2 separate regions of the Homo sapiens genome follow, and region 1 is linked to region 2. Evidence: chromatin contacts called from ENCODE Hi-C or POLR2A ChIA-PET data. All regions are on one chromosome and are shown on one strand. The core of a region is the stretch at or near the end of the contact, and the rest is flanking DNA. Distances in the headings are between cores, read along the strand shown. Region 1 overlaps PTPN14 (protein tyrosine phosphatase non-receptor type 14). Region 2 overlaps LOC124904509 (a long non-coding RNA gene).

Region 1 (4,599 bases), core at 1,738-4,237, 180 kb after region 2:
AACATGGTGAAACCCCTTCTCTAAAAAAATTAGCTGGGCATGGTGGTGGGCGCCTGTAATCCCAGCTACTGGGGAGGCTGAGGCAGGAGAATCACTTGAACCCGGGAGGCGGAGGTTGCAGTGAGCCGAGATCGCACCATTGCACTCCAGCCTGGGCGACAGAGAAAGACTCCGTCTCAAAAAAAAAAAAAAAAAAAAAAAAAAAAGGTTTGTCAGAATATTAGCTCTCAGGATAATGCTTTTCAAGTACTCTTAACAAGAGTCAGCACATCACAAAATCATGGGTGTGCTTGTATGCATGCAAATGCAACACACAAAATCTCTCAATGTATATAGTAAGGAAGTAGTCACAGATGTCTGGAAAATTAAGATAACTGCTATCTAGAACCAAGCCTCTCTGTATTTTTTTTTTTTTTTACTTAAATATAGTGTACTTCTAGTTGGTAGTTGAAATCAAGTATTTCATGAACCAGTGCCAGAAATAATATTTTTTCAAATAACTGATAATGGAAAGAAATAATGTTTTCACAACCTTGAATTTTATTTGGCTGAAATTATTTTATTTTTTTCTTAATTTACCTATTATTTCATCTTACACTTACCTAAATGCAGTAAATATCAATAAATCAGACAGTGGCAAAAGAATTACTGAAATCCATATGTAGAATTCTCAGTTTTGCAAAATTCTCACTTTAAAAATTAAAATTCAATCTGTAACTTCAAAGCCTGCAGAAACAGTGGGAAGTTGTGTTTAAGGTTTTAGGGTCCTAGAGTAGTATAATTCAGGCCAGTTTTTATTATTCTTATAGGAATAATAAATTTAATAATAAATAAAGGATGCACAAAAGGCTAAATTCTTATGCAATAAATAGTATTTAATATATCCCCTAAACCTATTTAGGAGATGTATTACTCATTATATTATGCATAATCTATTGTGCATTACAGAAGTTGAACTACCTAGAAGGCTAAAATATTCTGAAAGAGAGGAAATACAATCAAACTGTACAAAATTGCTACAGAAGAACCTTGGATTCTCCATTCTGTTCCTTCTAGGATCCCCAGGAAGACGCCCACAATTTTTCTACTAAATAAGACCACGCCATCTATTCTCTAAATTCCTCAGCCTGAACCAAATGTTTTAAGCTTTGCAACTCTTTAATTCCTTCCCAGTTCCCCAAAATCCCCCCTGAGATTCTCCAACATCCATCTACTAACAGAAAAGACCAGCTACAGCTGAAAAGACATCAGGATACAGTTGTCTTCCATTTAACCAAACTTAAATGATAAGAATCACCCATGGCAATGATCAAAAACAGATTTTGATTCAGGGAGTCAGGACTGGGGTACAATAACCTACATATTTTTTAAAATGCCATAGGCAATACTGATGCACGTAGTGTGAAGACCACACTCAAAGAACCAACAGGCTCCCAATGTCTTATTTTTATTTTTTAAATAACTGTCACTCATCAGGAGTCTATCATCTCTTTAAATAATCTTTCACTGGAATCTGTTTATCTTTTCAGACTACAGTCTCTTCAAGTTACAAGTACTGTGAGATTACCATTGGGTCAGCCTGGCCCGTCCTGTGGCAGCCAACCTGGCTTCCCTGTTCTGAACAGCTGCTCTGACCATCTGGGAAGCTGTGAGGCAAGGCCCGCTTTATCCTGTCTCCTTGCTCGGGCCTGATAACCTTAGCCTTCCTACACTCGGCACAGGACAAAGCACCAGGCCGCGTCCTCTGCAGCAGATCTGCTCCCTCATATGGGACTGGAATGAGGGTGGGGAACCTCCCTGGGAATACATGTCTATGATAATAACACAAAATGTTTGCTTAAATTATTGTTTGCAATTCCACTTTTGGGAATTGCCTGAGGGAATTAGGGACAAATTTGAAGTTATCTTCAATAATATCAAATCATTTGTTTTGAGGGAGTAATTCTGAATTTTGGAAATCGCCAGTCAGTACAAAATTTGTACTCAGTAGAGTTTCTAGTAGGGTATGGTTTACAGTGATTTGGGTTTTACTAATCATTAATAATGTACGAAGCCTCACAGTGGCATTGTAATGTCTCAACCTGACTAGGCTGCACTCCATTTCCCAGAATGTTCTTCCCCTATGTTTCTGGTTAGTGTGGGTCACAGAGAATCTTCTGCCAGGTGACTGATACCAGCACAGCTCTCTGAGGGATGCAGCAGTTTCCTGCTACCTTCTAGTATATCTTTTCATTTAAAAAAAACAAATATTATTTGAAGACCTACTATATGCTAAGCACAATGGCAAATGCTTTCTGAACTCATCCTTACAATAGCTATGCTAGCATCATCTCCTGATTCTAAACACAAGAACTTAATTTTGGGGAGTTTACAGAGCCTGACCAAGAAACAAACACCAGAGAGTGAGGTCTTCAAGTCTGTTCTCCTTCTTTTTCCTTTTTTTCCCCCTACTTCCCACATTAATGTATGTTCTCCTTTGTAGTGTTTTTTTTATTGTTTTATTTCCAGCTATTATTTTCCTTGAAGATTAAACCAAAAAATACTAGTTCTTTGCTGATTCCAACAATCATTCAAAACATACAGAGCTCTAGCAGATACATAACTTGCTTCAAATTTTCCATCAGTATCCTCATCAGTAGCTATCTTTTCACAGTTGGCCATTTTATTTCAAGGATCCAAATTACCGACCTTTTTCATGTTTTCCTTAGTTAGACCTATGGGTTTCTCACATTAGTCACTGTCATAAACATCTATCTTTTCTACCTTCTTCAAAACATTTATGCTGGTCAAAAGCATTTGCTTCCAACATTGCTTCATCTCTGTGATTTTCTACTAAAGGACCATGTGTCTAACTCGCATTTCAGTTAAACTTACGTCAAAGTTGCTGGGATTTGCTCTGAATAACGGTAACTCATTTTTATGCTGGCAGCAAACGTCAGGCGAAATGTCTACTCACTCTCCCCAGCTGCAAGCACAAGATTGACGAGCTGACCTTGAGAGTTAGGAGGCTGTAAACCGAAACATGTTGCAACATGTCCCGCTATGATTACGCCTCCTCTGCTTTTACAAAGTACACCAGAAAGCAGTATCATTATTTGAGTCACACCTGGTAACTTGACACCTGCTGACACCTTTCTACTGTTTACTTGCAATGTCTCAATTTTCCACCCTTCTAAAGGACTCAGTGTCATCTGAAAGCTTGGCACTTTCACTATGTGCCCAGGGCTGGAGATCACTGATAAAGACGTTAAATAAAACCCATTTTAGTTCCACTCTCTACATAATGCTCGCTATTTAAAGGACTCACTCAAAGAAGTGCCTGTTTCCCTCTACCCTTTGTTTCTTCTGTCTGAACTACTTCCTTCTCTTTGACAAAACTCATCCCTTCCAATTCCACAGTGTGTCTTAGCTGTTACAGCTAAGGGGAGGGGAGGGGAGGATTGGCAAAGACTTTTTGAACGTTTAAATAAATCCTATCTATGGGCTCTCCCATGTCAGCATGCTTGGTTCACCTAAAACCATTCCAGAACCACCTTAAGAGCCAGGCTTGTCACTAAACAGCTGTGTGACTATGGGCAGAGTCCCTTTATCTGTCTGTTTCTCAGTTTCTTCATCTGTAAAACAAAGCAACTGGTCTCTGTGATTTATTGATATGTGGGGTCTCATATTTAGATATAAAACTCTATCATTCTGGTCTGTCTTGATATAAGGCAAAGGGCTCTTTCTCAAATAGGCTGTGTTTGTTTAAGATTTGAATGATGTCTTTATTGGCCTATAAGACGCTTGGTACTCTTTCTATGCATGAACCTTTTATGGGTAATCAGAGATGAGACAGATATTGTGAGCAATAAAGAGAGGAAATCTGAATAATTTGAGCCATGGCTCTGCAGTAGAAAGTTGACAGGGACATATAATCTAGCCCTCCGGAGTGATCTTTACACAGAAATAAAGTTTTCAAATGAGCACTTAGGGAAGTTATACTCTCACACTCAGCTCAACCACCTACAGTCTCTTATAGGCAGCTAAAGTGTTAATACAGCTGGACACTGAATGACATAAAATCAACTGGGTCAATGAAGAGATATGGGCTGACCCAAGTACTGAGATGCACTTCAAGTTATACAGAAAGTGCAAGTATCGGCAGTCAGGACCTAAATACCTACAAGGCCAGACAGGTCACAAGAATGTGTAAATGCTGCTGACTATTAACTCCCTAGGGAGTGGAGAACTAGGCCCAGTTAGACAGCACATGCCTCTCTGCAAGGCGTCCCAATTCAGTTCTTTCAAAAATGATCCTGGTGAAACAAAACCCACCTGAAGACCAGAATCAGCCCTCATAGTACTAGTTAATAATCTCTGATCTTACTGGTAGGTCAGCCCTCTGGATTTCTTTGTTGACTTTTTATGGAACTAAACTCCCTGTTACTCTGATAAAGCCAGTGAAGAAAGGCATGAACGGATGTATTTCTCTGGCAAAGTAATATAAAAGACTCCATTTATGTGATGACCTAAATCTACTCCACTTGTTAGAGAAAAAACTTCTGTTATTTAAAAAACAAACAGTTCTTTTTCAGGGTGCCCACTTTATAGAGTTCTAGT
Region 2 (4,963 bases), core at 1,021-3,520:
TCTCTAGCCCTGACCTCTCTACAATCTCAAAACTTCTATATCCAACTACCTTTATGACATCTCCATCTGGATGTCTGATAGACAGCTGTAACTCAGCATGTCCAAAACTGAACTCTTAATCTTCTCCCTCAAAATCTGCTCTACCTAGTCTTCCCTATCTGTGGGAATGACAGCTTCATTTTTCCAGTTGCTCTGGACAAAAATATTGAGTCACCCTTGTCTTTTTCTCTCAAACATCACATCTAATTTATCAGCAAATCCTTCCTGTTGGCTCTACCAACAAAATATCCAGAATCTGATCACATCTCTCCACCACCAATTCTACCAGCCTGTGCTGAGTCACTCTCCTCTCTTGCTTGGATTGTTGCAATAGGCTCCTAACGGGAGATGTTGCTTCCACCTTTGTCCCCCTACGAGATTGATCCTTTTAAGTGTTAAGTCAGATCACCTCACTCCTCTGCTCAAAATCATCCAGTGGCTTCCTATTTTACTCAGCATGAAAACCAAAGCCTTCATGGTGACCTTTGTGAACTCATCCTCTATTTCCTCTCTGACTTCATATCCTTCTCCTCTTTCCCCCTTGCTCACTCAGCTCTAGCCATACTCTGGGCATGCTGTCACCTTAGGGTTGTTCTTCTCTGTTCTCTTCTACTTTCCTTCCAGGTGCCATGAGGTCATATTTGATGAAACCTACCCTGGGGATCCTCTTTAAAACTGAAACCCTCTTCTCTGCAACTGCCTGTCCCAATTTCCCACTATGCTGCTCTATTTTTCTACTTTTCTTTGGCAATAATCACTTTCTAACATTCTCTGCAGTTTACTGAGCTATAATATTTGTCTCTCTGTCCCATCAGAAGGCGAGCACCATGAGTTCAGAGATCTTGGTTTGCTCACTGGTGTATCCCCAGCACTAAATCAGTACCTGGAACACAGTGCTGAATAAATAGGGCAGGCACTCTCCTACAAATGCCTTATTTGTTGATGATAAAAACAGAATAATCCCAAGACTACAATTAGACCTTATTTAGTTTCATACAAGACTTTGTAATTTGCACTATTTATTTTCTATTGGATGGAAACTTGATCTTTTTTGAAAATACATAATGATGCATGTAATTCCTAGTACTAATGGAAAAACATGAATAAATAAGATGTAATATCTCATACACTTTCATATAACATATGTCTACAGATTTCAAAGCTTGCCTGTGGATTCCCAACTAACACACTTTGCTTATTTGTACCACTTGTGGTGTCCAGGCAGATACCTTGGGTGTAGCCATGGCTACCTCTTATTCTGAAATAAGTAATTATTTTGCCTCTACTTTTTATGCTAAAAATGTCAAACCTAGAAAAAAGTTTTAAAAATAGCATAATGAACACCATATACCCTTTACCTAGTTTCCTAATTATTTTACATTTTGCCACATTTGCTTTCTCTTTCTTTCTCAGGTATATTTTTTTCCTGAATTGTCTGATAGTAATTTGCTGATATCATGATATTTTACCCCTAAATAGTTCAAGTATCACTTAAGAACAAGGACATACTGCTATATAACAGCAATAAGAGGTCATACTCAAGAAATGCAACATTAATATGATTATCCAAAATATAGCCCATATTCATATTTTCCTAATTTCCCAATAATATTGTTTGTAGTTTTGTCTCTTTATATCCAGGGTCTAACCATGGACAATGAATTATATTTAGTTGTCATAGCTCTAAAATACTTCTCCCCTTCCTCCTCCTCCTTCTCCTTCTTTATTTATTACGTCATTGACATTTTTAAAGGGTCTGGGCCAATTGTTTCCTCATTACAAGATTAAGGTTAAAGATTTTTAACAAAACCTTTACCTAAAAATTGGACTTGCAATGCATGCCTCGATAGCTATAAAAGAGGCCGTACAGTAAAGTGATTATAAGCCAAGTTCATGGAGCCAGAACTACCGGGCTTCAAAGCCAGTTCCACCACCCATGAACTGTGAGAAATACTTACAGTCCCTTGCCTCAGTTCCCCTATTTATAAGATAGAGATGCTCATACCACCCACCTCATTAAATAGGTCATCATATGCGAGGCGCTTAGAATAGTACCTGGCATGTGGCAATTGCTTTGTAAGTGTTAGCTCTATTTATAGTTTTAAAACAACCTTGACTCATTTCCCTTTGATGGTTGAGATGTAGGGGCTGAAAAACACAGGACTGAAGTGTTACATCTTCCCCAATATAAACAGCAACTCTCAATGGCTTAGCTTGGAATTCTAATTAAGTCTTATTATTGTTTTGGAAGCTCAGAGTGGTTTTGCCTCAACCCTTTTGACAAATGGTGTTCAGTGGAGATTCAAAAGGGAGACAAAAGGTGGACTGGTGGTGCAATCCGCCGGCAAGGCTCAGAGATGAGCGGCCTTGGCCTGACACGCCTCTAGAGGGCAGCAGAGGCACGAGCGGCTCTCTGGCTCCCTTGCAAGTGAACCCGCCTGTCACTCCTGTCCACAAACCCGTAACCGGGAAAGGAGGTCAGCTTGACTCAATGGGCTAAATAGGTGTGGGACTGTTCACTTGAGGAGCTGAACCGAATAACCAGGAGTAATACCAGCATACACTATCTTTTTGGTAATAAAGCTGATGTTTAACTGTTTCTGAAGACTGAACATATCACACTAATGTGCTCTCCACAAACAAGCCATGGTAACATGAGGCTCACCAGATCTGGTGCCAGCAATTTAATTCTTAGCAAGCAGCTGAGTATGGAGGGTGACTTAGTGATGTAATCGCTGCCAGTGCCGGCTCCCCAGGGCAGGGAGTACCATCAGCTCTGCACAGAACAGAGAGCTCATCTGCCTGGCTGCCACTTCTTCTCTAGAATTTACAAACACATATAAGGGTTTTCGACTTCAAATCAACTTTCAGACCATTTTGTAAATGTTTCTTACTATCAGAACTCAAGTTTTCTCCTATAGTTTAGTTATCACCAAAGGTTAGATACAGGTCTCTTAAAAAAATTGGAGAGTAGTCAGAAATAAACGACAGATGATTATTAGCAATGTTATCAGCACGTTCTCCACATTCCAGATGGGTAGTACAGGGTAATGGGTAAGGGTATGAATCTGAAAGCAGACACCAGAGCTTGAATCCCAGCTCCACAATTGACTATTATAGCTGTGTGATCTTGGTCAAGTTATTTAATCTCTCTGTGTCTCAATTTCCTTCTCTGTGAAATGGAGATGATAATAATAGCACCTACCTCATAGGGTCATTAGAATCGAATCAAAGGAGTTAATATATGCAAAACTCTTACAACAGTTTCTTGCACTTAGTAAACACTGTAGAACTGCTAGCTTTCATCATTTAGGCTCTCAAAATCTTTTGTAAGTATTCAAGCCTTTCCCTCTCTTCTTCCTCCTCCACAACCAACGATCCTGATCCACGGCAGAGATTAGGGCTAAATGCACCCACACAGCGTTACCCTCCACAGGTATGTGCAAAAAAGGGGCCTTTCCCCCTTCACTATGTTCCTTCACATAGGAAGAAAACTGGAAAACTTCAACATTTCCTAAGCCTTTCATAAAAGTGTTCTCACTCTTCTTTGTGCCATCTTCTCTACACCAGCAAGGTTCTACTGAATTTTCTTCATGCAGGTTGGGTTACCACTTGTTTCTCTTCTGGTCACTTGCTGTCCAGCACCGCCAATCTAAGAATCTGGAAGAGGTTACGAAATTAGTCACCCACGGCTATGCACAGACCTTCCCTCTTTTTATCAAGCAAAAGCGATAGACAAGTATTATACATACTCCTGTTTTTAGAACAGAAAAATAAAGAGAATTCTTTTAGTGAAAATAAAGCAAACTCTTCTAAAGTTAAAACAAAGAAATTTTTAAAACTTTCAGAAATCAGATATTGCATTACACCAAAACTAAAAAAACCGTGGGGGTGAGGTTTAAGAGGATGATGCATATATAGAGAATCAACGCGGCATTCTAAACTGTCATCTTAATGTAAAAATAGGCTCTGTATAAATATGTCTCATTAAAAAAGACTTATGGAATCACTTTTTACATAATTCTATAGGAACTGGGCACATTCTGTCAGAGAGGGTTGGGAGTACTACATTTTTCAAAGTATACCATTGTCTAATATTTTGTCTGTTCTCTGAACTTACCTTAGGCTTAGGGGCTTGGGTATCTGAAGCTTAGTTCAACAAAGTATTAATGGATTTCATCGCAGATATACTTTCAGCGTTTTTAAAAATCCAATAAAATCAAAATAGTTTATGTTACATAGTCCATTGAGAAAATTGTAGAAATTTATTGATAATACCATAGCACATGGTAAAGATCAGATCTTATCCAAAATAGCATAGTGGTTAAAAGCACATGGCTTTTGGAACCAAACGGCAGGCTTTCAAATCCCAGTTCTTCCACTTACAAGCTTTGAGATCTTGGGCAAGACTCAGTGGCCTGGCTGTCACATGGTGGGGCAGCGATAGTGTCTACCTGTAGCAGATAAAGTAGGTGTTTCTGTTGCACTCCTCTCGGTGTGCACCTGACACATTCCTCCACAGATCACACATATACACCTTCTGTGCCATCCTTGGAGGTTGTCAACCAATGACTGTGCAGCAGGATGAGCGCCAGTTTCCCTTTCCTAGCCTGCACCCTAGAGTCATGCTATGGGACCAGGCTGAAGCTACCCTCTGAGGGACCCTGGCCTGAGACAGAGCCTTGCTTGGCAGCCTCCTTTCCCTGTCTTACCTTCCCCAATCCATTACAGGTCCCTCCTGGAACCACCTCAGGGATACATCCCATGCATTTAAACCTCTCAGTGTCTGCTCCTGGGAACCTAGGGCTTAACACTTAGCCCTCATACAGTTTTCAAGCGATGGATTCTAATATATCTAAAGCCCCTAAAACAGCACCTGGCATATAAGTGCTGTTTCAATATTAGTTATTGTTAACATCTGCGG

Evidence for each region. A loop is a pair of places that touch in the nucleus more often than their neighbours do. ChIA-PET counts read pairs that join two places held with the same protein, here RNA polymerase II (POLR2A). Pooled maps may share reads with other maps.
Region 1: a loop to region 2 is called in a map of gastrocnemius medialis, with 4 times the contacts of the local background. The contact joins two enhancer-like sites. A Hi-C loop is called at or near these places in 1 of 168 maps with a recorded cell type or tissue (gastrocnemius medialis), 3 of 37 single-sample maps with no recorded cell type and 6 of 50 pooled maps. POLR2A ChIA-PET finds 5 or more read pairs at or near these places in 3 of 52 experiments (activated CD4-positive, alpha-beta T cell and activated T-cell).

Annotation. Positions count from the first base shown.
Region 1 is chr1:214,436,609-214,441,207 of GRCh38, forward strand. All of the region lies in intron 3 of PTPN14 (protein tyrosine phosphatase non-receptor type 14), which reads right to left. Among named protein-coding and RNA genes, the nearest start is that of PTPN14, 110 kb to the right of the region's middle. RefSeq lists enhancers at 2,540-3,511, 2,826-3,165. Within about 2 kb of position 2,988, at least 17 of the 41 ENCODE cell types and tissues checked have a DNase peak (open chromatin) inside an H3K27ac peak, as active enhancers do; they include gastrocnemius medialis, where a contact is called at or near this core.
Region 2 is chr1:214,259,266-214,264,228 of GRCh38, forward strand. It overlaps LOC124904509 (a long non-coding RNA gene), which reads right to left. Exons shown (of 2, transcript XR_007066876.1): 2 at 1-3,699. Among named protein-coding and RNA genes, the nearest start is that of SMYD2, 19 kb to the right of the region's middle. RefSeq lists an enhancer at 573-642 and a silencer at 2,352-2,401. Within about 2 kb of position 2,271, at least 6 of the 41 ENCODE cell types and tissues checked have a DNase peak (open chromatin) inside an H3K27ac peak, as active enhancers do; they include gastrocnemius medialis, where a contact is called at or near this core.